Regions from separate parts of the Homo sapiens genome. Here region 1 is linked to region 2. The links are chromatin loops, found by intact Hi-C in ENCODE. Cell type or tissue: chondrocyte. All regions are shown on one strand. Links, peaks and the distances in the headings refer to the core of each region. The heading gives the core; the rest is flanking DNA.

What was found. Hi-C counts contacts between places; a loop is a spot of excess contacts. Peaks named below come from ENCODE experiments on the same cell type or tissue, not always from the same donor. Only the 100,000 strongest peaks of a DNase experiment are listed, where the experiment ranks them.
Region 1: a loop joins it to region 2, with 2.6 times the contacts of the local background. A loop is called at or near these places in 13 of 110 quality-filtered maps.

Annotation. Positions count from the first base shown.
Region 1 is chr6:159,594,254-159,597,518 of GRCh38, forward strand. It overlaps LOC105378085 (a long non-coding RNA gene), which reads right to left and starts at 1,379. Exons shown (of 3, transcript XR_943179.3): 1 at 1-1,379. RefSeq lists an enhancer at 1-1,176. In chondrocyte, for the core only: a CTCF peak has its summit at 1,298; no DNase peak of the experiment used is centred there.
Region 2 is chr6:159,173,323-159,175,822 of GRCh38, forward strand. The region is part of intron 1 of FNDC1 (fibronectin type III domain containing 1); the gene reads left to right. Among named protein-coding and RNA genes, the nearest start is that of FNDC1-AS1, 4.6 kb to the left of the region's middle. RefSeq lists an enhancer at 995-1,289. In chondrocyte, for the core only: CTCF peaks have their summits at 1,120 and 1,327; no DNase peak of the experiment used is centred there.

The DNA.
Region 1 (3,265 bases), core at 309-2,808, 420 kb after region 2:
CAGTTTGGAGACCACTGGAACACAATACAATCTTCAGCAAGTTTCTTCATCTTTCTGACTCTGTGTTTCTCCTTCTGTATAATTCAAACAACCATCTCTGCCTCACAGGGCCATTTACATGATGAAATAAGATGACACAGGAATAAGACACCTCCTAGCTCGGTGCCTGGCCAACAGCAGGCACTTGCTAACTATGCTTTTCATCTATTTTCTTTCCTAACAGATGTGGCCTCTGCCCGGAAGTGAACCTTGAGGTGGCTGACCCTTCTTCATCAAGCAGGGAGCTGTGGTTCAGGGCAGGAGCCCAGGGAGCAGGGGCGATGCAGGGTGTCACTGAGCTCAGACCTCCTGAGTTTGTGAAGTCCAGGAAGCCCCAAGTTGGCAGCGGCCACATGGGCAATTGTCTGAGCAAGGGGAAGAGGTTTCTGGGCCACTGTCAGTACAAACAGGGGCTTCCTCAAAGGCATCAGCTGCAGGCCGAGGAACGGGAGAGCGGGATGAGGCAGTGAGGGTCTTTGGAGGAGTTCTGAAAGCTTGTCTGGGGTCCCGCTTCATCTTTATTATTGTTACAAATTAGTTCCATGAATCAGTCAGGTCATTGAGGTTACTCTGAAAGGAAGCATTTGAGAAGTGGGAGGATTTCTTCTTTCATTGTTGGGTGACTAATACAACAATCTTTATTTATATATTAGTCATGGGATTCTGTGAGTATTTTAGGAAAGAATAGGGACCTTTCATTCAACACCCAAAGTCTCTGTTTTTAAACTCTTCAGAAGGCCCTGGGAGGAAAACACCTACCCAGCTATCTTTTCCACCCAAGTAAGAAAACAAATGATGCTGAGAACAGCTTCCACATAAAATAGAGATGCTGAATTCATCCTTGGTTTTTAAAGCATCCACTGAGAAATTCTCAGAAAATGGAGCAAATGGTGTAGTGTTCATCCACAGACACTGGAAGAAATAGAAAAGGAACATTCTTTAGTGAAATGAAACCCTTTGAGTTCTGGGTGCTTCACAGTATTTGGGGACTCCCCTTGTGGCGCAAGCTGCAGTAGGAGCTACAGGAATTCAAGAGACAGCAGGAAATCGCCAGTCAGGGGAAAACTGGGCAGAGAGGAGGGCAAAGTACCAAATACACCCTCACCAGGCTGGGCAGACTTTCAAAAGCTGAGTAATGATGTGGCATTGTTGCCTGAGTGCCCAGATTTTACTCACCCTCATGTTTGGGTATACAAAACATTATTTGCGGATCTGGAAGGAGAGATACCCTCATGTCATGGTGAGAGTTAAGTTTAATCATTCAGAGATACAATAACCCAGTGATTCCTAAAAACAGAGCTCACATCAAATGAGCCCCCTGCTGTAGAAATCACGATCTTCTGACTGAAAGATTTCTTTCTTTTCTTTTTTTTTTTTTTTTTTTTTTTTTTGAGGCAGAGTCTCTCTCTCACCCAGGCTGGAGCGCAGTGGCATGATCTCGGCTCACTGCAACCTCCACCTCCCAGGTTCAAGCAATTCTGCCTCAGCCTCTCGAGTAGCTGGGACTACAGGCATGTGCTGCCACACCTGGCTAATTTTTATATTTTTAATAGAGACAAGATTTATCCGTGTTGGCCAGGCTGGTCTTGAACTCCTGACCTCAGGTGACCTACTGCCTCAGCCTCCCAAAGTGCTGGGATTACAGGCGTGAGCCACCACGCCCCACTTAAGATTTCTTTTTTAATTGTCAGTTTCTAATGTATCATTACTTCTTCCCCAAATCACTTAAATCAGACACTTGATTTCAACCAATCAGTAGCTTCTACAGGAAGTGTGGCCTTAATCCTTTGCTTATTTTCCAAAATGTGCCCATGACACACCCAATGTGTAATCAATACATATTGTTGCCTGTGTCTACCATACCCTGGAGACTGAGCCAAGAACAGAGTGATATAAACAAAACATAAACATACGACAAGTTAAATAACAACCCCAAACAATGAACACTGAAGATACAACAGAAAATCTATGTTTAATTTGCAAATAACACTAGAGAAGATGAAACACCAAGTTCCATGCAGAGAACCAGCTCTGTGGTCCACAGTGGGCTGGAAGTCTTAGGGGAGAGATAGATGAGTCTTGACATAAACCTTAAAATATAAGTAGAAGTTAAAAAAACATGAGAGGCCAAAAGAAGACATTCCAGGGCAGAAAAAATATATATATATGTGTGTGTGTGTGTGTGTTTGTGTGTGTGAGTAAAGGCTAGAAGTCTGAACAATGTTGGTAAAGTTTCTTAAAGGGAAGCTTTATCGCCTGAGACCAGGACCAACCAGCAGAGAAAGCAGTAAGTAGAAGAGCTAATCTGATCTCTACCTCTTTAATGAAAATGCAGAGCCCCAGTTGGGGGCACAAGGGGAATCTCTGCTTCCCATGGGCCCTCAGCCCCAAACCTTGGGGAGTGGGTGGTCCCAAGGGATTGCAATCTTGGCTCTTGGAAGTGCCCAGTACCTAGACCAGGAGCAGGTGAGAGGCCCCAAAGTCGCTCACCATCCCAGGGCAGGCCAAGGCACTTAGGGCCCATGCTGCACCCGACTCCTCTGCACACAGGGGTAGAGAGTGACAGGAGGCCATGGACCTCCCCACCAACACCCCTAGGCAGAGAAAGACAGGGCTCTGGAGCAGAGTGCAAAGGGAAGCTGCGCAGGGCCAGGTACCCCAGGAGGCTGGGTGCATGCGACTGCGAGCAAGTCCCAGAGAGGCAGTGGGAATACCTGGTGCACCCCTCCCATCGGACTTCACTTACAAAATGCAAATTCCAGCCAGGCACAGTGGCTCACGCTTGTAATCCCAGCAATTTCAGCGGCCGTGACAGGCAGATCATTTGAGGTCAGGAGTTTGAGACCAGTTTGGCCAATATGGTGAAACCCCATCTCTACTAAAAATACAAAAATTAGCTGGGTGTAGTGGCGCATGCCTGTAATCCCAGCTCCTCAGGAGGTTGAGGCAGGAAAATTGCTTGAACCTGGGAGGCAGAGGTTGCAGTGAGCCGAGATCACACCACTTCACTCTAGCCTGGGTGACAGAGGGAGACTCCGTCTCAAAAATATAAATAAATAAAACGCAAATTCCAATAAGATTAAGAATCTCAGGATGACAAACACAAAGCCTTAAGCCCCAAGCACAAAGCCCTTTCTGATCTTGCAGCCCTGAGTGACTGCACGGGTCTCCATTCATGAGGGACCTGCCGGTGTTCCACGCAGGCTGCCCTCCCTGCCCCAGGAAC
Region 2 (2,500 bases), core at 1-2,500:
TGGAAGCCTTTAGAAGCTCGCCTGTGGCTCAACCTGCATGTGGCTTTATGGGGTTTCCCTGTTACTTCAGTCCTCTTTGAGAGAACGTGGTGAGACCCTCTCTCCTTTTTTGTGCACTGGCACCCGCCAATGGCAGATGGAAGAGCTGTTTTGTTCATCAACTGATCATGAAATTTATTCCTGTGGAATCAGAGGTTGTAATAGGATTGCAGAGTGACAATTTGCACCCCTGGAAAGTTATCACCAGACAGTTCCAGAGCATGATGAATATACTCTACCAAGACCATTCACATCATACTTAAGTTCTAAAGGCCCGTTCCCTGAAAACAGGAGGGGAAGGAGAGTGTATTCATTTCCTATTGCTATAACAAATTGCCACACACTTAATGACTTGAAACAATACAAATTTATGATCTTTATTATAGTTATAGAGATCAGAAGTCTGAAATGTGCGGTACTGGGCAAAAATCAAGGCCTGCATTGAAACTTTAAGGGAGAATCTATTTCCATGCTCTTTTTACCTTCTAGAGGTGCCCACATCCTTGGTTCTCGGGATTAGGACAAGGACATCTTTGGGGGATCATTATTCTTCCTACCTCAAGGGATGAGGGGGGCAGGGAGCCTGGAAGCAAACATTTCGGGAGAGGCTCCATCACCCTTGGCTGATTAAGGAGCAGACCTCTTTTCATTGGCCCCCCATGGAACTTAGGGATTTCTTGAGTTATAATTAAACTGTTATCAGAAGCTATTATTTCAGTTAAAAAATAGAGGTATTTAAAGGTATAAAAGTAAAGGAGAGAAAGGACTATGTATGTGTATGTATTTACTTGTAACTGCACAGAACGTTTCTGTTAGAATACCCATGAAACTACAAACTTTGGTGCCTTTGGGATGGAGAGCTGGGTCGCTGGGGGACAGTGGTGGATACTGTTTCATCCATCTCTTTTACCAACTTTTGTAGATGTATGTTAGAACATTTGGAATCAGGGAGGTATGTGAATTGGTTATTCACATTCGTGAGCACCCCGTTTTCCTCCCTCCTAAAAGTTATCCTTGCTTATGAAAAACCTGCGTCTTCCTCCCTCGGCCCGGCCTGGGCAGCGCTTGCGCTCTGAGGCCCTTAGAGGGCGCTCCTGGACTTCTGGAGCCGAAGCCACCACCCGCAGGCCCTTCCGTGCAGCCCTAGTTGGACTTAGCTGTCGCTGCGGCTTTATAGAGATAAGAAAATTAGGACAAACATCCAGTTATCTGCCTTGTTTCTCCCTTAGTGCTTGCCTTTTGGCAATTTTTCTACTCATTGGCGCTTTCTTCATATATTAAATGGGAAAGGACAGATCACTAATTAAGAGTCGAAATGGCTGCGTGTTAGCAAATTCAAATAAGCACTGATGAGAAAGGAAATTGCCTAGACCTGCAGCTGGGGTCAGAAGCCCGCTGGCTGTTGGGGTGCCGCTGGTGCCTCTGCAGGCCTCCACCAAAGATGCAGCAGCTGGAAGATGGGGTGAGAGCAAGGGATGTCTCAGGGGTACCAGCCTCAGGAACTGCCTCCTTGGCCCTGATGGGTCCCGTCTCAGCCTCTCCCTTCCACCACCAATGTTAATTTTTGTATCCAGAGAGGATAATATTACAATTATAATGTCAAATTATTATAATTATATACTATGTATTCTAATTATTATAATAATGCTACACTTGTAGCAAAATAACTTGAGAGGTGTTCATGTTAATTACAAAGTAGATGCTGCTCACATTTTTTTTACCGCAGTCTCCTACATGTGGACGAAATGATTTAATTATGGCATCCTTATAATCTATAAAGTACAATCTACATAATTCTATTTTCAGTTTTATGAGGAATTCCTAGGTGTACATTTTTACTTCCTTTTAATAATAACTGGCAGTTTAAAGTGTTACGGAGTTCACCATTTCTCTCTGTTATTTAATTTAATTTTCACAGTGACCTTACGAAGTCAGTAACATCCTCATCTTGCTACTGGGGCAGCTGAGGTCAGAGAGGTTAACTGGTTTTCCCTAAGTCTGTAATCTAATACTCAGTCTTTGCGGTCCAGATCCCACACTCTCCCTGCAGACACCCCTGTTCTGGTTGGTTTGAGCTTTTACTGTATCTCCTTGTTTTCTTCTCTAGGCTGGATGTGAGTGCCAACACTCACATCTTTGATCTGCTCAGAATGCCTTCCTGAGTTTACTTCTGTAACATTGCTGTCGGCTGTTGAAAAATGATTATGTGAGGTACTGAAATGTGTTGAACTCCAACAAGGCTAAACTTAAGACAAAGTGGCAGTGAATGTAGCCTCTGTTACAAGATGGATTTGGCCTGTGGATGTGAGCAGGGTCCTCACTGTGGGGAAGCCCCCTTTCCTTGGTGGTCCTGTTAAGCTCGCCTGTTGGCATCTTAGAGCCGGTGCTCGGTGTCTAACCTGTTACCCAAACTCTTTGCTACTCTCTGTGAGTGCTTGATCTTTACCGTGGAAATCACAAC